5 separate regions of the Homo sapiens genome follow, and all the other regions are linked to region 1. Evidence: chromatin loops called from intact Hi-C (ENCODE). Cell type or tissue: heart right ventricle. All regions are shown on one strand. Region 1 has its middle 96 kb from the start of TMEM17. Region 2 has its middle 88 kb from the start of MIR5192. Region 3 overlaps COMMD1 (copper metabolism domain containing 1). Region 4 overlaps B3GNT2 (UDP-GlcNAc:betaGal beta-1,3-N-acetylglucosaminyltransferase 2). Region 5 has its middle 99 kb from the start of MIR5192.

Region 1 (4,000 bases):
AGGATGTTCACGCAGCCCTCTCAGAGGTCCCAGAGGTGAGGAACTGACGCCTCCTGCCAACAGCCATGTGAGGACCCATCTTGGACGTGAATCCTCCCGCCTCATATCAAGCCCTCACGTGACAGCAGCTCTGCTTAATATCTTGACCGCAACCTCATGAGAGACCCTGAACCAGAACAACTCACCTTAGTCGCGTCCAAATTCCTGACTCTAAGTTACCATTAGAGATGACACACGTTTTGCTGTTGAGGCTGCTGTTTCAGGGCAATTTGTTACATAGCAATAGATAACTCATGCAAAGCACTTGGCAACTCTAAGTGGTTTTTCCCACTGCGTGTTTGGGGAGGCTTCTGGACTGGGGTTTTGCCTCCTCTGCCAGACAGGAAATATTAGGGTTCCCAAAAGATCACAGCAGCTCACTCAACAGCTCCTTCCCTCGCTCCTTCTCTCTTCCCAGCAAATTGAAGGTACTTCCCTTTAAGCAACCAAAATCCAACAACAGATGCTTCAACAATAGATGCAAAAAGAAATCTGAATTGGGGGAGGGTGAGAAAAGAAAAATAAGAAAAAAGGGAAGAAAAAGATCCATCCCTGTGAGGTCTGAGAATAAAAGAAGGAAAAGGAAAAGAAAAAAAAAAAAAAAGAAATCACCAGTGAACCCCTACCTGGCTAAAACAGAGTTTTCTCCTCATCTCCACCCCCAGAGGTCTCCAGTCAGGGAGGTGACTGGCCTTGGGCACTGGTACATTCCCAAACACTATGTAAACAAGCCCCATCAGACCCTTCCAGCCTCCGAAGCTGTCATTGCCTCCCTTTTGCTAAGTTGGTATTTAAACCTTTACCTCTGGCTGTACAGCAAGGTACTTATTACCGAGTGCTCCCACATATGAATAGACCTCGTCTTTTTTCCCGTTCGTATGTCTATTGTGAGTCATTTCACAAACCCCCTCCTCAAACCTAAGTTGGTAGAGGAAAAGACTTTTCTCCCAGCACCCTCAAGTCAAAGAAATTCCCAGGGGCTGTCAAGTGAGAAGTTCTGGAGCCCACTGCACTGAGTATTCTCTCTGGTCAAAATGAACTTTCCTAAGAACAACCACCTCCAATAGGGGAGATGCTGCAGGGACCCCAGATACACCCACCACACCCAGATACAAATGGCCAGAGGCCCTTGGAAACACAGCTCCTGGACCTTAGGTCATAGCTGAGGCACCCTCTGACATACACAACGCTGCATCATCGCCTGGTCTGCAGCAGCTTCTTTTTGGGTTTTGGCTTCTTTAACAAACACTTAGTGCTTGCTATGAGTCAGGCTCTCTTCTAAGTATGTTAGAAATATGAAGTCATTTAATCCTCACAACAACCTGCCTAGGAAGGTATTTTTACAGATAAGGATCCTGGGGCACAGAGAGGTGAAACAATTTGCCCAAGGCCACACAGTGCATGAGTGGCAGGGCCAGCCTGGCTCCATGCTCTGCCCTGAGATGAGAATGGACCCAGGGTCCATTTAGTGAGCATTCTGTGCCACCAGGGCACTGTTTCTTGGCCAGCACTCCTGGGGCTGGACAGGGTTGTGTATGTTGGTTTGGGCTGGGGGGAATCCAGGGGTCCATGTCCAAGCAGGGCATCAGCTCTTGAGGAAGCAAGGCCATGGCCTTACTAGAGAGAACTTCGTCTTCCAGGGCCAATCTCCACAGTCAGCTGAGGGTCTGCCTGAGCCCTGCCCAGGGTAGGAGGGGCTCTTGTGCGCAGGCTCATACCTGCTTCCTCACCCCTGCCAGGTTTGCCCCTATGTTTCCCACCTTCCTGGACCAGTGCCCCTCAACTAAGGGCAGTTTTGTCCCCCAGAAGACATCTGACAATGTCTAAAGGCATTTTTGATAGTCATGACTAGAAGGCTGCTACTGGCATCTAGTGAACAGAGGCCGGAGATGCTGCGAAACAGCCTACAATGCACAGAACAAAGCCTCACCACAAAGAATGGTCTGTCAGTAGTGCGGCGGTGAGAAGCCATGATCTAGGCCCACCTCACGGCATCCTTAAGGCTGAGAACCCCTCCCGTGTGATCTGTGTCTTGTTACAGCAGGGGTCCAGCGTCCTTGGAGGGCCACACCCATCCTCACTTTGGCGTCTCCCAGAGGCTACAACAGAAAGTGAAGGACTCAGTTTGTACTGCAGCCTCAAGTTCTTGGAAATAAAATAAGGATGTTGAGGTCCTGGTAAATGTGGTGGCCATTATTTTGCATCAGGCTCTGTGCTGAGCACTTTATATATTTTATCTTATGTCATTCTCATAAGCCAGTCTGTGATGCTATTATTATCCTTCTTTTATAGATTGGGAAACTGAGGCTTTAAAAAAGTAGCTTGCTCAAGGTCACACAGCTAATAAACCTGGTGACAGTCTGCTTTCTAGCCTAACCAGGCCCTGGTATACATACTTAGGAAAGTAAACATGGTAAATGCCCAGGGAGAGCCCACTCTTGGCCTGGCTTATGTCCTCCCCTGGGATCAGCACCCCTCACTCCACAGCACAGTTGCAGCTGAAGCTCTCAGGGCCAGCTAATTCTCTTCCCCTCTCTGGTTCTTACAGAAGGAAGGGGAAGAGTACAGAGAAGCAAGAGTAGGGTTAATTTTTGTGCAGGGACAGTTAAGACAGAGAGGAAGGGGCAGGGAAGAGATGGACAAGGGAGGGAGGCCTGGGAGCTTTTTATTATTTATTATAGCAGGGGAAAGAATGGGAGGTTTGTTTCTAAGCCATAAATACTCTCCTTTGATCCCTGTGTCTATCAGAGATAAATTAGTCACTCTTAGGCCTCAGAAATTAATGACTGTCCTAATGATCACCCTAAGTGACCTTGCAGCATTCCTAATTCTCACCACTCCCTGCAAAGTAGCTGTGTCAGGGTTTGGCAAGGTTTGGGGATGAGGCAGGACTGAGCGGGATGAAGGTGTAATTTCATTCCTCAGCCCCAGCCTCACTTTGCAGAGATGAAATTGGCCTCTACTCCTAAGGCCAGAGAACAGTCAGAACCAGATCCCAACTTCTGGGCTCTGCCCTCCCTGGCTTTGCTTCAAGCACAGGGATGGGGAGCACTGCGTAAGGAAGCTTCAGGGCCCTGTGGAATTCTGACCTGGGAGAGGGTGGATCCCCTAGGGGTGTGCAGGCCTGCGAGGGGCACCTGAAAGCAAGAGGGCATTTGGATCAGGTTAACATCTGACCTCTCAGCAGGCCCTGCCCATTCAGACTGGGGAAGAGCTTTGAAGTTTCCTTTGTGTGATGTTTTCATGGCCCTGATCCTACTGTACTGGAATTAGCCCGAGGCCCTGCCCCTTCCCTGGAGATTTGTTCCCCAACTGCAAAAGTCTTAGAAAAATACCGCAAGCTCCACCCACCATCCCCACACCACTGAATGCTTTTTCCTTAGGCTAAAATACCAGGGAGGAAAAGGCCTCAGAACCCCCACCAGGAGACATTCTGTGCGTGTTTACAGTTTCTCAAGTGGAAAGCAAGGACCCCTGGAACCAGATCTGAGGGCAGGTGCTTCCCAGATAAGCATGTTATGGGGTGGGGAGGATGGAGTAAGGGAGGGAGAAGCAAGATTGTCCCTGGAGGCTTCCCAAGCCACGGGCCAGGTCCAGAACAGCAAGGCTGTGGGTTCTGGCCAGAGAGAAGAGGAAGCTGGTGAAGCCAGGCCTTCCGGCCGTGCTCAGTGAGCAAACCATTGTGCCTAGTGTGGCCAAATATCCATCTCGGGGATCTCTCTCTGAGCACCAATGGCTTCTCCTATACTATTGCTCAAGTCCACCATAAAAGCAGTGTTTAAAAACGAAGGGAGAGGAAGACAAAAGAGAGGAAAGCGGAGAGAGAAACGGGAGGAGACGGAGAGAAGCAAGGAATCCCAAACTAGACTGCTAGATTCTGCTAGATTCGGCTTTTCAGAGTAAAGACTCTGAGCAATAGTGCCATCTTGTGGCTATGAGTAGGAATTACAATTAGTTTTCT
Region 2 (4,000 bases), 120 kb before region 1:
CTGACACTATCTCCAGGTAAATCGTGATTGAACAGCTGGCATCTGCTGTGGAATTGCTTGCTTGCCTGCTTATTGGTAGAGAGAAATCCCCACACATCTGATCACCCAGGTTTTCTGGGCTGATGGTTGTGGTGTGAGAGCAGAGGAAAAACAGTGTGTTTTTCATTCATCCCTAGTGAAAAGAAGACTAGCTCTGGAGCACTCTCAGATCAAAGCGATCTCGTTATGTATCAGTGGCATGCCCTGGCTTTCGAAAAGTTGAGGTTATGTAAGAGGTATTTTCCCTGCCTCTTATCCAGGAGGTTCTGTCTGAGTGCCAAAGTCAGCAAAGCAGTCCTCTAGGCTCTTCCCACTGAAGAGGTAGAGAAACTTTCTGTCACTTTGAAACTGAAAGTTGCCTAATCTGGGGTCCTTTAAGGACTGCTGTCTCCTCTATATTCCCAGATTTCTCCTGGCTGTTGTCCAGGGCTCTCCTCATTTCTCTGAAGGCCCTGAGCTGCCTGCCACCTGCCAGAGTCCCTGCTACCTGGCGATTACATTTGTCAAGGCAGAAGGCTTCTTGCCTCCTCCGTGTGAGCCCCACCACAGCAGCAGCCCCGTAAGAAGCTAGCTGGTCTGCATCCTAGCAGGACATCAGTGGTTTTGAAAAATATAGGCATTCATAGAAAAGATAGCAGGAAAGAAAACCAGACAGGGCTGTCTGGATCCACAGACCACCCAGATCATCCTCAGACCCACCAGATTCATTCTTGCCCCAGGGTTCCAGACCCATGGCAGGTGGCACAGCCTGGGACCTGGCCTCTCCCTCTAGGTTTCATGGGCACTATTCCCACCGCCATGACTTCGGGTGAGTCCCTCGGCCTTTCTTTTTCTTTCTTTTTTTTTTTTTTTGAGATAGAGTATTGCTCTGTCGCCCAGGCTGGAGTGTAGCGGCATGATCTCGGCTCACCACAATCTCCCCCTCCCGGGTTCAGCTCCCCGTGAGAAGTTCCAGCTCCCCGTGAGAAGTTCCACCATCAGGGACCCTCTCTTGTTTTGTTCAGACTCTGCTTTTCCGCAGCTGGTGTACTGGGGGAAGCCCACAACCCAGGGACGGCAGGTTGCTGAACTGACCCTCTGCCCTAGCCAGTGTCTGAGGTGGAGGCTCTTTCAATGGTCACTTTTTCTGGCTCAAGCCCGTGACGGGAATGCCAGGAACCCACCCAGGGGGAATGAGGTCTCCCAGGATGCTTCTCTGCCCTGCCCAGACACTCAGGCCACAGAGCTGTCACCCCGGTTCCTACCCATACCATCACGTCAGTGGTCTGGGGCTTTCTTGACAATTGTGAACAGAGTTAGGGGTCTGGAGAAAGGGGAGCAGTTGTATTCCTGCCCTCTGCCGTGCTGGTCCCCCACATACCAGTGAGTCCGGGTCTGGGAGTAGAGGCACCTGGGGCACAGGATTGGGAGTGAAGCATGAGAAGGGCATGGAGGAGGGAGGGCAATGAGAGCTTCCCTTCCTTGAAGTGTGCCCGGTGAGGTGTGAATCCAGCAACCCAGGGCAGGGATTGGACGGCTGCCAGAGAACAGTAACCAGAGGAGCTGCACGATACCTGCCCTCCCTGTGGGCGTGGGAAGCAGGCTGGGGCAGGCTGAAGGTCAGGCAGGATGCCCCCACTGGTGGGTGGCTGAGGAGGGTCTTCTGGTTGGCAGCACTGTCGGCCTAGCACTGTGGGGAGGCAGCCAGGGAAACAGAAACCACAGTTCACAGCCCTGACGCAGGCCCTGGGCCCACTGGCTGGAGAGGCCTGAATTATTAACCTCGGGAGAGGCCAGCTGGCACGAAGGCCAAGGGGACTGAATTGACTCCTCCCAGCTCCGTTCAGTCACCTAGGAGGTGAAGAATTCAGCAAGCCCTGGTTCTGGTTGCCCCAGTGTGACCAGCACTGTAAACAGGGCGCCTGGCTGGTCTGGCACAGGCTGCAGCCAGGGCCGTTCGCGCCCCGCCTCCTACCAGCTCCTCCTGGATTTCTCAGGGCTGTGGCCTTTTGTTTACAGGCTCCCGCCTCACCTTCCTCTCCCAGCCCGGAGCCTCTCTGCTGAGCACATGTTTAGCATTCCCTCAGGGCGGCTTTGCTTTTCCCCTTCCCACAAAAGAAGACCCTGCAGCTGCAGACATGCTGTGGTTTCCGGAGCCTTGGCTGTCATGGGGCCAGTCACCAGGGTCCACCTGCACTCAGATGCTGTCCTGGGGGAACTGGCTGGCAAGACCCCTTCCACCCAGCTGGAGGGGTCCGGAGGAGGCCGAATCCACTCCCACATCTGCTCTGGGCTCGCTTTGGAGTTCCCCTCTGAGCAGATAGGGCTAACGTGTCCCATTTCCAATGTCTGAAAAAGAAAGGTCGAGGGGCTGGGCACAGTGGCTGATGCCTGTAATCCCAGCACTTTGGGAGACTGAGGCAGGTGAATCACCTGAGGTCAGGAGTTCAAGACCTGCCTGGCCAACATGGCAAAACCCCATCTCTACTAAAAATACAAACATCAGCCCGGTGTGGTGGTGTGCGCCTGTAATCCCAGCTACTCAGGAGGCTGAGGCAGGAGACTCTCTTGAACCCGGGAGGGGGAGGTTGTGGTGAGCCAAGATCATGCCACTACACTCCAGCTTGGGCGACAGAGCAATACTCTATCTCCAAAAAAAAAAAAAAGAAAAAAAAAAAGAAAAGAAAAAGAAAGGCTGAGGGACTCACCCGAAGTCATGGCAGTTGGAACAGTGCTCATGAAACCTAGAGGGAGAGGCCAGGTCCCAGGCTGTGCCACCTGCCATGGGTCTGGAACCCTGGGGCAAGAATGATTCTGGTGGGTCTGAGGATGATCTGGGTGGTCTGTGGATCCAGACAGCCCTGTCTGGTTTTCTTTCCTGCTATCTTTTCTATGAATGCCTATATTTTTCAAAACCACTGATGTCCTGCTGGGATGCAGACCAGCTAGCTTCCTTAGGACCACAGGACATCCCTGGGCCTCTCCCTTCTTTGATAGCTCAGTTCACTATTTCCTCCCTGGGCACAGCTGTGGGCCTCACATTCCTGTTTCCTTTCCCCTGGGAAATAGGAACAGGAAAATTGTTAGGGAAAATTGTCCAAGACTTGAAAATGGAGCAGAGATTCCTGCAGGTCCTTTGAGTCATGTCAGCCTTGGGCATTGTCTGGCAGGCCTGTTCAAGGAATTACCTGACTTTCTAGGGGTGTAGACCTTTGTCTAACTTGCTATTTACTACTCATTAGGTTATTTTACAACTTTATGACAAAGGCATAGGAAACTGATAGGGTGCAGACTTGTTTTATAGTGACACAAATAAAAGCATTTTAGTGAAAAGGCCAGGGAGGACACTCATTCTATTTTATGGGATGAAATATTGCCCCATAAAAAATTGTAAAAAAAAAAGAAAAGGGGAAAAAAGGCTAAGTCCGGGCACAGTGGCTCACGCCTGTAATCCCAGCACTTTGGGAGGCCGAGGTGGGCAGATCACCTGAGGTCAGGAGTTTGAGACCAGCCTGGCCAACATGGTGAAACCCCCACATCTCTACTAACAATACAAAAATTAGCCGGGCATGGTGGTGGGCATCTGTAATCCCAGCTACTCAGGAGGCTGAGGTGGGAGAATCGCTTGAACCTGGGAGGCAGTGGTTGCAGTGAGGGGAGATCACGCCATTGCACTCCAGCCTGGGCAACAGAGCAAGACTCCATCTTAAAAAAAAAAAAAGAAGAGAAAGAAAGTCTAAGGTTTTATATAAAGTGATTTAGCAATATTACTTTAATATTCTTTCCTTCAGTAATTGTAACTATTTTGATGTCTCCTACATTTTTTTTTAAACCAGCTCTTCCATCCTGCTGGTTCTCTCACTGATTAAATACTTTTTAGATACATGTTCATTCTATATTTGTGTGAAAGCCATGTTTTAAAATTTAATTTTGAAAAATTAACATCTGGCAAAGTTGAGGGTTTTCTTCATTTACAGTTCTA
Region 3 (4,000 bases), 490 kb before region 1:
GGGATTACAGGCATGCGCCACCATGCCCAGCTAATTTTGGATTTTTAGTAGAGACAGGGTTTCTCCATGTTGCTTCAGGCTGGTCTCGAACTCCCAAGCTCAGGTGATGTGCCCGCCTCGGCCTCCCAAAGTGCTGGGATTACAGGCGGGAGCCACCGTGCCTGGGCTCGGCCTCTTTTTTTTGTTTTTGAGGCAGCGTCTTGTTCAGTCTCCCAGACTGGAGTGCAGTGGTGCCATCGCAGCTCACTGCAGCCTCTGCCGCCCGGGCTCAAGCGATCCTCCCACCTCAGCCTCTCAAGTAGCTGAGACTACAGGCATGCACTACTACACCTAACTAATTTTTGTATTTTTTTTTTTTGTAGAGACAGGGTTTTGCCATGTCGATCAGGCTTCATCGCGTTTTTTTTTTTTTTTCATTGAGTAGAGAACCAGTTTTTATCTATTCACAGACAGGTTGATTTGACAAGTTTTATATAGTTTAATTTGGCTCAGCTTTGTCTTTACAAATAGATTGTGAGGTAGGAACTGGTGCCCTGAGTTTTGCTTCTTTTAAATGCCTTTATAACAGAGAATTGTTTTGCTTTAAAGCTGCATAGCACATAACTAAATAAATTTGAATATTTTCCTCCCTAAGTTGTATACCTCTACTATTGTCTCGTCTTTTACAGCTTCTCCAATAGTTCTTTAAAGGTCTAGTACAGACTGGGTGCAATGACGCATGCCTATAATCCCAGCACTTTGGGAGGCTGAGGTGGGAGGATTGCTTGAGGCCAGGAGTTCGAGACCAGCCTGGGCAACATAGGGAGCCCCTGTCTCTACAAAAAAATAAAAAAAATCAGCCAGGCATACTAGCCCATGTCTGTGGTCCCAGCTACTCAGGAGGCAGGAGGCCAAGGATCACTTGAGCCCCAGAGGTTGAGGATGTGCAGGAGGATCACTTGAAAAAGATCTAGTACAGCTAGTGCAGTATTTTTCTGTCTTTTCTCTTTTTCTTTATTATTATGTCATTTAAATTTCCACAGGCTCAGGAATATTCTCCTGTTTAGACCTATGAATTTCAGCTGGTAGTAGGGCTATGGTTATAAGAGATGACCTCTAAGCAATTCTGATTCTTGAGCAGTAATTTTTTTTTACACAAAAATGTTAATTTTTACAATGAAGTTGGATACTATGCTAATCAAGTACTCTTTCCCAGGAGAAGGTTCAATGGACCATCAACAGTACTGCAGAGAGAGTTCTAAAAATAAAGAGGGAAAGAAAGAACATACTTTTTTTTTTTTTTAAACTTTGTAATTGCTTCTGGAGACTCTCCCACACTTACATTTCTGAGTTGGCCAAAAGTGTTCCTCTAAAAAAGGCTAAATTCTTTCCCCATGAAGTTAAAGGCTGAGGTGTTGCTTGGAGTGTTTAATAGGAAGAAATATATGTGGTGCTTCATTATGGGTAATTTTTACCCCTTGTTGATGAAGAAAGGAGTCCTATTCAAAAATGACAACTGAGATGGTAAGTTAGTTACTGGGTAAAAGTAACCTGGCAGAATAAAAGCCAGTAACAATGAGCTTCTAGTACTAAAGGGTGTAATTTAGAAGCATCTTGAACATTTAGTGCTCTGCTTGTGTCATAAATAGCCACTTGACAGTGGATCCAAATCTGTTTTGATTTTCCAGTGAGTGCAGAAGGAATCCTAACCCTTAAAGATTTTTACTAGAGAAAATCCTGGAGGTATATATGTTTATATATATATATAAATGTGTGTGTGTGTATATATATGTATGTGTATATGTATACATATACGTGTGTTTGTGTATATATATATGTGTGTATATATATATATATATTTTTTTTTTTTTTGAGACAGAGCCTTACTCTGTCACTGAGGCTGGAGTACAGAGGTGGGATCTCGGCTCACTGCAACCTTCACCTCCCGGGTTCAAATGATTCTCCTGCCTCAGCTTCCTGAGTAGCTGGTTCTACAGGTGCGTGCCTGGCCAAGTTTTGTATTTTTAGTAGAGACAAGGTTTTACCATATTGGCCAGGCTAATCTCGAACTCCTGACCTCAAGAGATCCACCCACCTTGGCTTCCCAAAATGCTGGGATTGCAGGTGTGAGCTAACATGCCTGGCCTAAAAAATATATTTTTTATCTTCAATCATAATACAATAGAAGTAAACATTTGTAACCATTTAAAATGTGTTAAATTCTTGGCTTTAGTCATTTACAGAAATATTGAATATTGAATCTGAATATATACTGTTGGTCATTGTTTCTGAGAACTAGACCAACCCAGTATTATTTTGTTTTTGTTTTTGTTTTTTTGAGACAGAGTCTTGCTCTGTTTCCCAGGCTGGAGTGCAGTGGCACGATTTCTGCTCACTGCAAGCTCAGCCTCCCTGGTTCATCCCATTCTCCTGCCTCAGCCTCCCGAGTAGCTGGGACTATAGGGGCCTGCCACCACACCCAGCTAATTTTTTGTATTTTTAGTAGAGACGGGGTTTCACCGTGTTAGCCAGGATGGTCTCGACCTCCTAATCTTGTGATCCACCCGCCTTGGCCTCCCAAAGTGCTGGGATTACAGGCGTGAGCCACCGTGCCCAGCCCAACCCAGTATTATTTTGGGGGAATGGTGATTGATAGTTTGCTTTCACCTTTCTTTAACTGCCTGTTTGCATGATTCAACAAAAAACAACCTTGATCTCTAAGAAACAGCCATTGTGTTTCTTAGAGGTGCAAACTGGAAGATTGGTTTTTTAAACTATTATTTAACTTTACAGTTATTCTTGTTCTTTATTTAAATTTTTTTTCCAGGACCACTAGTAAGAAGACTGTTTTCCTGTCGATGTATTCTGTAGAATATTTTGGATTTGAATATATTTGTTACCATTTTATTATAGTAACAGACTATACAAGAAAAATTGTAGAAAATGATCAGTTTTATAGCCCTTTTAATACAGAAAATGAGTAGGTCTTCGTTTTATAATGTTTTGTGTTATGATATTAGAAAACTTGGTGATTTTTGGCATTTAACTGTGATGTGGAATTATGTTTTGGAGAAATCTGGGCCAATGCAGGGAAGATTCTAAAGATTTACGCTAAAAGCGGACTTTTACCTTGTTAATCTGGTTTTGAAGATTGTGCTTCCATCCTATTTTTATAGGATTGTGGCAGTTTTTTTGTTTGTTTGTTTGTTTTGAGATGGAGTTTCACTTTTGTTGCCCAGGCTGGAATGCAATGGCACGATATTGGCTCACTGCAACCTCTGCCTTCTGGGTTCAAGCAATTCTCCTGCCTCAGCCTCCCAAGTAGCTGGGATTATAGGCGTGAGCTACTATGCCTGGCTAATTTTGTATTTTTAGTAGAGATGGGTTTCACCATGTTGGCCAGGCTGGTCTCAAACTCCTGACCTCAGGTGATCCACCCGCCTCGGCCTCTTAAAGTGCTGGGATTACAGGTGTGAGCCACCATGCCCGGCCTAGGATTGTGGTAGTTTTATTATAAAAATTTGCGAGGTTTATTTCTTTCCCCTTATGTAACTTTATGCAACTTGAAATTGATTAAAACAGACAAATGTGAAGTAATTTCACAGATGCTATTAGTTGTAATTACTTTAAAAGACCCCATACAGGCTTCTGGCCAAAGATTGTATATCCAGTATTTAGGAGAAAGATAAGAAAGGGGGACACACATCTGTTTGGAGGAAGACAGTTAAGTTGATTATCCATAGAACCACCATTGACTTTGCTTTACATGGTTTCTGGGTTAGCATGTAAATTTGTTCTGGAGTGACTAAAATTGTAGATCTTTTTGTTGAATAACAGTGTAATTTAATATAATCCTGATGTAATATTCTGTAATTAGACTTGGGTAATGTGGAAGGCAGCAAATTGCTTTTCAAGATATCTAGCCTCAAGAGATTTTGCTGAAGCAGATACTAAGCTGTTCTTTCAGGCATTTGGAGTATGAAGATTTTGAAGCTTACTTGATTAGTGGACTCAAAAACAG
Region 4 (4,000 bases), 210 kb before region 1:
ACTTTCTACTTTTCATTCTGTGGCATTTTAAAACAGAGGGTTCAGGTGTCTTCATTCTGATATGAGTAGGATGTACGTAGCTTACCAGAATGTTTGAAAAAAATGATAATCCAAGGTAATCAATTCTGGCATGTGGCTAGATTCTGTCCGAGTGCCATGTGGTGGTTTAGTGGTTAAGAGCATAAACTTGGAGTCCATAAGATGAGGATTTTTTTAACTTCATGTATAACATGCAGTAAAGTGTGAGAAGTGTTAATATTAAGCATGAGCTCATGTATGTAAGCTCTCAGATTAAGAAATAAACATTTTCAGTACTGCAGAAGGTTCCTGCGCCCATGTCTTGTCCGTGTTCCCACCCCCTCACCCTGAAGGAACTGTTATTCTTTCTTACATCATCATAGATGTGACTTCTGTCATCATAGATGGGTTTTACCTGTTGAACTTCATGTAAGTGGAATCAGTCATACAGTGTGGCATGTAGTCTTTTGTGAAATAGGCTTGAATTCTATTTTTACCACTTATTGTGTGACTACGGACAAGTTATTTAATCTGAGTCTCAGTTACGTATGGGAATGCCTAAAGTTAAAATTACACGAACTATTTCAGGATAAATTTTCTCACTTGTAAAATGGGGAAGATAAAGCCCTATGTTAGATTTACTGGGGAAAGTAATATAAAGCTACACCTAGAATACCTAGCACTGTGCCTGACTGCAGTTTCCTCTTCCCCTTTTTATTTCTTTAACAGGGTGATAACTAAAGCAACTAGATCTTTTGTGTTTAAATGAGCTATTTCATTAAAAGTTCTGTAGGTCTTTTATTGAAAATTAGAAGACAAATCTTTATTTAATACTTTGTTGATATAGCTTTAGCTTTAAGATGTATTATTTGTTAGTTGCCTGTTTTTGACATTTCCTCTCTAAAGACAGTCATTGAAATGTCCCATTCAGAGTTGTTTGGCCACCTGTGTAACATGAGCTAGGATGCAGTGATGAGAACTGGTTTATGGTCAATTATGGAGCTTGTGGAAGAGTTTAGTTTGGGTAAGAGTCATCAATAAGTGCCCAAGATGCTCACAACATCTGCTTTATGTTTAGTGAAATAATTATTTCAGAGGTGAAAGCACAGGACCAATTATTTTAATTGCTTGCTTCAGACAAGCCACTTAAAACATTTTCAGCTCTTGTAATCTTACCGTGTAAGCGGTATTACATAATTCCATGGCCTCATGTCTCCTTATTTGTTTGGTACTTTTCATTTTTGGACTCATTCTGCAAATGTAACTTGGGTAGTACTTGGCATTCTTTCTAAATGACTTTCATTAAATGTTTATTTAGAAAAAGTATTCAAGATAAAGTAAAGGAAAATAAAACTAATTCCACCCTCTCTCACCACTATAACTACATTAACTTGATGTGGGTCCTTCTAAGTGCTCATTTCTTCTTTTGTACACTTCTAGAATGACCTTAGGAAAAACATACTTCCAATACTTTATGGAAATTTAAAACAAAATATGGGCCTGCTTAGAGATGTCTAGCAGAGAAGGCAAGAGTCTTCGTAGGCCTAAGTTCAAATCTGTCCACACTGTGGTCCCTACTTGTACCTTTGTTAGTGCTGAGCAGACAGTCCCCAGAGACTCCATCAGAGGGTCCCCTGGTCTCCAGATTACAGTAGCCAACACGGAAAACCTGCCCTGGAATACTTCTCCATTAAGACCTCAAGATGTTTGGTGAAGTGAGCAGTTTGTTCTCCGACCAAACACGCATTGATTGAGCACTTGGTGTGTGCCTAGCACTGTGCTTGGCTGTGCGTGATTGCTGCCTTCAGTGGGCAGTGTGGTGGAGACAGCCAGGAACTGGTAAGATTGCCTTGGTAGAGGTGTAAGCCAATTATGTGTTGGAGGCAGCCAAGAAAGGCTTCTTAAGGAAGTGGCCTTTGGGCTTGGTCTTGAAGGATGTGAATAACATTTCAGAGGCAGAGAAAGGAAGGTAGAAGTGCTCAAGGGATTGTAGGCTGAGAAAACAGGACACAACAGAAAGGCTCATAGAGGTCTTTTGGGGAAACAGCAGGTGATCCATTGGGTTTGGAGTGCATGGTGCTTAGAAAGGTGTAATAGGCCATGATGCAATCTCGGGGATCATGCAGAGATGTGGCAGTTAATAGTTATGGAGGTAGTGAGGAACCAGTGAAAGTTCTTGTGGTCAGGGGAGAGAGAGAGAGGGTGTGGGTGCTGACAAGTTATGGCCAGGCTTGCATTGAGGAAGATGGGCCTGAGCGTGAATGAGGCGAGCCTGACCCCGGGCAGGTCATTGCAGTCCCTGCGTTCTCTGCTTCCCATTTGCCCCCTACCAGTTTCTCTCAGAAAGAAGCTGGAGGGATCCTTTAAAAACTGAAATGACTTGAGGTTACTTTTCTACTCAGAATCCTCCAGTCAGAATCCCTGTCTTCTTCAGAGGAAAGCCAGAGTTCAAATGTCACCTACCAGGACTGGTGATCTGCCCTCCTCCTCCTACCTCCCTTCTCCCCCTCATTTCACTCCAGGCACAAGGCCCCCAGCTTTCCTGCCTCTGGCCTTTGTGGTGACTGCTCCCCCTGCCTGGAACTATCCTCACCTCTTCTCTGAGAGGAGGTTTTCTCTGATCACCCGGCATAAAGCAGCCTTTCCTTATCCCCTGTGCAGTGCTTCATATTTCATCTAAGTGTTTATCAACCTTACAGCAATCAACTCTGACTTGGTTCTTTGCTGCCTGTTTTCAACACTGCTTGGTTTAAGTAGGCGTTTGACATTTGTTGAGTTAGGCCACTTCATTAAAGTTAGTCTTAGTAGAGGGGAAACTGAGGGCTCAAACCAGGGCAGGGATAGTACAAGATTGAAATATGTATGTGTGTTGTTTGGAAGAGGTGGGTGAGAGAAAGACTCCTGGTGGGTGTAAAGGAATTTGGAAACCAACTAAGGGAGGTTAGGAGAAGGGCCATGACACAGGTATATTGGGGCATTTTTTAGCATACGGGATATGGGAGTCTGTAGTGATGTCTAGGGGACAAGAATAGGGGGTAAGGGAAGACCCAGCAATAGACTTGGGCCCAGAACTGTGGAGCAAGTCCATTTTGTGGGATGGGGCCAAGGAGCAAAGGCTGCCAACATGCAAGAGAACCCTGGGGGTTCCTGAGCTTGGGGTGGGGTAGACATGGTGGCCAGCAGTATTGGGTGCCCTAGAAAGTCAGGAGGGTGCAAGGACTGCGAAGATTCTAGAAGGTGAGGGGGATTGGGAGGGTCAAGGCAGGACAAATGGGCATGACAAGGAGCATGTGCCTGGTGCCTTTGGAGAGGGAGAGGCTGAAGATGGGGGAAACAGTGGAGATTGCTATTGGTGCAAGACCCCAGAAGCAGCAAGAGCTGTCACAGGGAGTGGAGATCCTGGGAGTTGGGGGTCAGGGACTGGCTGATGTAGAGAACTTGAAGTAGGTTTTGGTCCCAGAGCTGACATCAAATGTCTTTGTAGCTATGGCAACCCACTTAGCTCCTGTTTCCCACCTCCCTGCAGAATCGCATGAAACCTGCACAGCCAATTTCACATGTTTATTATTGGAATCCATTGAACTCATGAATATGAAAGTGTTAATGCTCTGGGAAGATATTTCTATGGACCATAAACTTGCTGCAGTTTATTTGTGCTTCAGAATTTTTTTTGAGACAGAATTTCCCTCTTGTTGCCCAGGCCGGAGCGCAATGGCATGACCTTGGCTCACTGCAACCTCTTTCTCCTGGGTTCAAGCAATTCTCCTGCCTCAGTCTCCTGAGTAGCTGGGATTACAGGCATGCACCACCATGCCTGGCTAATTTTGTATTTCTAGTAGAGACAGGGTTTCTCCGTGCTGGTCAGGCTGGTCTCGAACTCCCAACCTTAGGTGATCCACCTGCCTTGGCCTCCCAAAGTGCCTGGTAGAAATTTTTCTAATTGTTTATTTTCTTTGAGAAGCACTTAACATCCAACTGGTTC
Region 5 (4,000 bases), 110 kb before region 1:
CTCCAGAGTAGCTGGGACTACAGGCGTGCGCCACTACACCCTGGTCATTTTTTCTATTTTTCATAGAGACAGGGTCTCACTATGTTGCCCAGCCTGGTCTCGAACTACTGGGCTCAAGTGATCCTCCTGCCTTACCCTCCCAAAGTGCTGGGATTACAGGCATGAGCTGCCGCACTCAGCCTGTTTCTTGCTTATTTTCCTTCTCTTCTTTCTCCTACTCTGCCTTCTCCTTCTTGGTGTTCTTCTTTTTTAAAATCTAGTATGTTGGCTTAGCCTTCATGCTGTCTCTTTTAATTTTGCACAGGTAAGTCTGATCAGACTATCTAACGCTCTGAGAGTGTGAGGACGAATTCTTTTTGACACCTTTTCTAGCTACCTGTCATTTCCTCAATACTAGAGTTTGGGGACTGGGTGGTACTTCCTTCCTGCTTCCTGAGCTCTGAGGGTCACATGGACAGGTGAAGGACAGAGCTGGGCCTGGCTCCCTCCTGACGTGGGCTAGCATCCCACACCTGGGTCTGCTCCACTTGGCAGGCACATGTCCCCTCCTGGGACTTCAGCTCATTCCCTTGGACAGCACAGAGTTCTGAACAGCAGCAAGTCCAGCCAGCCACTCCTCCAGCCGCTGCTGGCTTCTGTGATGGTGCCCAGGGGCTCCTCCTCTCTGGAGCTTCTCCTGGACTCCCCAGGCTGCCTTTAGCATCTTGGCCCTCTTTGTGCCGAACTGAGAGGTGCTGGTGACCCTTCTTGGGATCCTGTTCTCTTACCTTCCCTCATTTGGCTTCAGCTATGTGTGTGGGAGAGAGACAGCTAACATTCCATTCTGAGACCCTCTATTTCTTCCCTCTTGACACCTTTTCAGTCTTATGTCATAAGGTTGTACTATTTTCCATGTGTGGTTGCCTCTGGTTAGCTTTTGACTTTTTTGTTTTTGTTTTGTTTTGAGATGGAGTTTCACTCTTGTCACCCGGGCTGGAATGCAATGGCACAATCTTGGCTCACTGCAACCTCTGCCTCCCAGGTTCAAGCAATTCTCCTGCCTCAGCCTCCCAAGTAGCTGGGACTACAGGCACCCGTCACCACGCCCGGCTAATTTTTGTATTTTTAGTAGAGCCTATTGTCCAGGCTGGCCTCAAACTCCTGACCTCAGGTGATCTGCCCGCCTCAGCCTCCCAAAGTGCTGGGATTACAGAGATGAGCGACTGCACCCTGCCAGCTTTTGACTTTTTTCAAAAAAATTATTCTTTGATCACCTTATGATGTGCCAGGGAGAAGGAGGGGTGCTTCTGGCCTCGCTTGTGCCACCCTTACCCAAAATCCAGGCACATGTGCTGTCGAGGCTCCACGCAAGACCCCAGGAACTCCTGGGTCTTTGCTACCGCCAGAGGGTTGCACCTGCTTCTCAGACAGAAGACCCCCGTCTCATGGTTTCTCTTTCTCAGGCCTCCAAACCCCTGGTTATTTCATCTTTGAAATGAGTGTTTCATATGCAATTAACCTATGTTGAAACTTTACCAACTCTAAAGTGAAATTATACTTCCTTCCTACATCTAACTCTACCTAACCATAGAGTTCCCCTCCCGAGTATTTCTGAAAGTTTCCCAGGGACAGCTTTGCACAGCTCCAGAAAGTATCTCTCACTCTCACTCTACCCTTTTCTTCTTGCTGCCATGATTCTGCCTCTGTAGCTTATGGGACTGGCGACTTAGTGACTCTGCCAGGCCTTGGGAAGGAGACATTGCCCTCCCCAACCCCCCACAGCTCATCTGACCACAGGTTCCACTGAGTTGGGGCATAAAGAAAGCAGCCTTAGAAATTTCCATCTGCCTCCAGAGGAGAAGTGTCTTGTACCCAAAGGCCTCCATTTGGCAGGGGCCACTTTAGCTCCCACCAACAGCAATATACAGGCCCCCTTTCTCCACAGAGAGAGGAAGAAATCCCTCCCTTTCCAGCCCACAACACTCTTCCTTGCCTGCCTTGGGATGACAGACCATGAGGACACCCCTTTCTGTTAGGGGCAATCTCCCTCCTCCCTCCACACCTGAAGGTGTGGTCTGACCCTTTCCCCTCTGAGAAAATAAACCACCATCTTAGTGTCCAGTCTGAGTGTTTTGTTGTCAGAGCCTCAGGCCCGTCTAGGCAGCATTGTTCCCTCCCAGCGCATCGTTACAGCCTTTCCTCCAGCCTGAGGTGAGGAGAGGGTCAGGTCTTCCAACCTCTGGTAACCCCATCTCCCAGGAACAAATGTTGGACAACAAAGCACTCATGTCACCCAGGAGCCAAAGGGCAACCTCAACCAAGATTTTAAAAAATGGACACCTTAGAACATGTGTCTAATTTGTTTGGGGGCGGTTCTACCCATAAACACAATTAATGTTTCCTAACAGGACCCATAATGACTTTGCTCAGAATCACCCCACGTGGGCTTCCTCCAGAACAGCGGAGGCTTCTTGCCTCACAACAGGCGGCCTGCGAATGCTGCCCAACATGGTTAAAATGTGAGCACGCTGGCGGCTGACTCACAGGAAATGGTTCCCAAGGCTATGCCTGAGATAAGGCTGGCTTCTGGAGGCCTCTTTGCAGAGGAACCAATCCCACCCCAACTCCCTGATTGGATAATAAGACTCAGAAGCTCCAGTTCTCCCCTTCCTATGTGGCTTTGCAGGTTCTGTGTCTGACTGGACTGCCACTTTTCTCACGTACCTGTGGTCTGTGCTACAGAACATCCTAGCCACACAAGAAAGGTGGGAGCAGTGGGTGGCTTGAGGCCAACTGAGGTTTCAATCCAGTTCCTCTCCCCTGCCACCTGCCTTACCTGGTGCTACCTCTGCAAACACCACCTGCTGGGACAGTGTGGGTGGGAGGGGCTGGTGAGGAGGATTATTTCCTGTTACTGCCTTGGGGAAGCTGCTGAGGGCATTGCTCACGCCTTTGATCTGGGCATAGAAGGAAGCCACCTGCCCTAGCCAAGGTTTTAGTGCAATGACCAGATGAGAGGCTTCAGGTTACCTCGGGGCCCTGAGTCTGGAATCCAGAGTCACAGAGAATGAGGGAAAGTTGTGGAATCATTGGTGGAGACAGGATTGGAAACCTCTTGCAGCCAGAAAAATCACCATCACAGAGGGAGACTAGAAACCATCTCTGGGCCTGAACCTATCTTTGCTCCCGCCTTTCTTGTGCGGTCAGGTGGTTCTGGGACAGTAACCTCAGGCAGGTGAGAAAAGTGGCAGTGCAGTCAGACAATTCACAGAGGCCAGACGGGACAGGGAGAACTGGAGCTTCTGAGTCTTATTATCCAACCAGCCAGGCAGTGGGGGTGGGCTTCGCTCTTCTCTGCAGAGAGGCCTCCAGAAGCAACCTTATCTCAGGCACAGCTTATGAAGCTCTTTCCTGTGAGCCAGCCACCAGTGTGCTCAAATCTTAACAAACAGCATGACCTTTACTTAATAAAGGCCTGGGGGAAAGCCAGGGCAAGCGTTCCCACTTTAAAGTGCTTCATAAACGACGTGGCACCTGCAGTCACAAGGATGACATGATTAGCCTGCTGTCACCTGAGTCATTTTTTCCAGATGTGGTGAGGGGCAAGGCAGCCAGCTGGTGTCATGGAAAAAGCTCTGGATTCGAGTCTCGGTCAGATGTTGGCTACCCACTCAAACTGCTGCCGTGGCAGCCCTGCCTCCTTGCACGGCCGTTTCACATCTCTGATGTGGGAGATGAAGAGGGGTATGATCCATGCCTGGTATTTTGCAAACAGAATGCATGCATTCATAGATATGAGAGCACTGAAAAAACCCAAGCTCTTGATTCGGCAGCCAGACTGTGTAGGGGGATGTTCACTAGACTTGGTGTTTAAAGACTCAGGTAGGATCCAAGCTAATTCTATTTTTTTTTTTTTTTTTTTTTTTTTGAGACAGAGTCTCCCTCTGTCACCCAGGCTGGAGTGCAGTGGTGCGATTTCGGCTCACCGCAACCTCCACCTCCCGGGTTCAAGCAATTCTCC

The links. Hi-C counts contacts between places; a loop is a spot of excess contacts. Peaks named below come from ENCODE experiments on the same cell type or tissue, not always from the same donor. Only the 100,000 strongest peaks of a DNase experiment are listed, where the experiment ranks them.
Region 2: it touches region 1 in a loop (2.4-fold over the local background); 20 of 110 quality-filtered maps call a loop at or near these places.
Region 3: a loop joins it to region 1, with 10 times the contacts of the local background. A loop is called at or near these places in 101 of 110 quality-filtered maps.
Region 4: a loop joins it to region 1, with 4 times the contacts of the local background. A loop is called at or near these places in 67 of 110 quality-filtered maps.
Region 5: it touches region 1 in a loop (2.8-fold over the local background); 19 of 110 quality-filtered maps call a loop at or near these places.

What each region holds. Positions count from the first base shown.
Region 1 is chr2:62,408,301-62,412,300 of GRCh38, forward strand. No RefSeq gene overlaps it. Among named protein-coding and RNA genes, the nearest start is that of TMEM17, 96 kb to the right of the region's middle. RefSeq lists enhancers at 1,333-1,422, 1,663-1,742, 2,674-3,433, 3,705-3,894. In heart right ventricle, CTCF peaks have their summits at 1,922 and 3,927 (motif pointing left); a DNase peak (open chromatin) is centred at 3,641; H3K4me3 peaks cover 833 bases; H3K27ac peaks cover 3,404 bases.
Region 2 is chr2:62,292,021-62,296,020 of GRCh38, forward strand. No RefSeq gene overlaps it. Among named protein-coding and RNA genes, the nearest start is that of MIR5192, 88 kb to the left of the region's middle. In heart right ventricle, no CTCF peak of the experiment used is centred here; DNase peaks (open chromatin) are centred at 1,581 and 1,862; H3K27ac peaks cover 3,173 bases.
Region 3 is chr2:61,919,145-61,923,144 of GRCh38, forward strand. The region is part of intron 1 of COMMD1 (copper metabolism domain containing 1); the gene reads left to right. Among named protein-coding and RNA genes, the nearest start is that of COMMD1, 15 kb to the left of the region's middle. In heart right ventricle, no CTCF peak of the experiment used is centred here; no DNase peak of the experiment used is centred here; H3K27ac peaks cover 3,418 bases.
Region 4 is chr2:62,200,354-62,204,353 of GRCh38, forward strand. All of the region lies in intron 1 of B3GNT2 (UDP-GlcNAc:betaGal beta-1,3-N-acetylglucosaminyltransferase 2), which reads left to right. Among named protein-coding and RNA genes, the nearest start is that of MIR5192, 3.5 kb to the right of the region's middle. RefSeq lists enhancers at 1,762-2,262, 2,263-2,763. In heart right ventricle, no CTCF peak of the experiment used is centred here; no DNase peak of the experiment used is centred here; H3K27ac peaks cover 2,223 bases.
Region 5 is chr2:62,302,384-62,306,383 of GRCh38, forward strand. No RefSeq gene overlaps it. Among named protein-coding and RNA genes, the nearest start is that of MIR5192, 99 kb to the left of the region's middle. RefSeq lists enhancers at 670-749, 820-889, 2,901-3,428, 3,429-3,954, 3,520-3,589 and 1 more. In heart right ventricle, no CTCF peak of the experiment used is centred here; a DNase peak (open chromatin) is centred at 2,498; H3K27ac peaks cover 1,596 bases.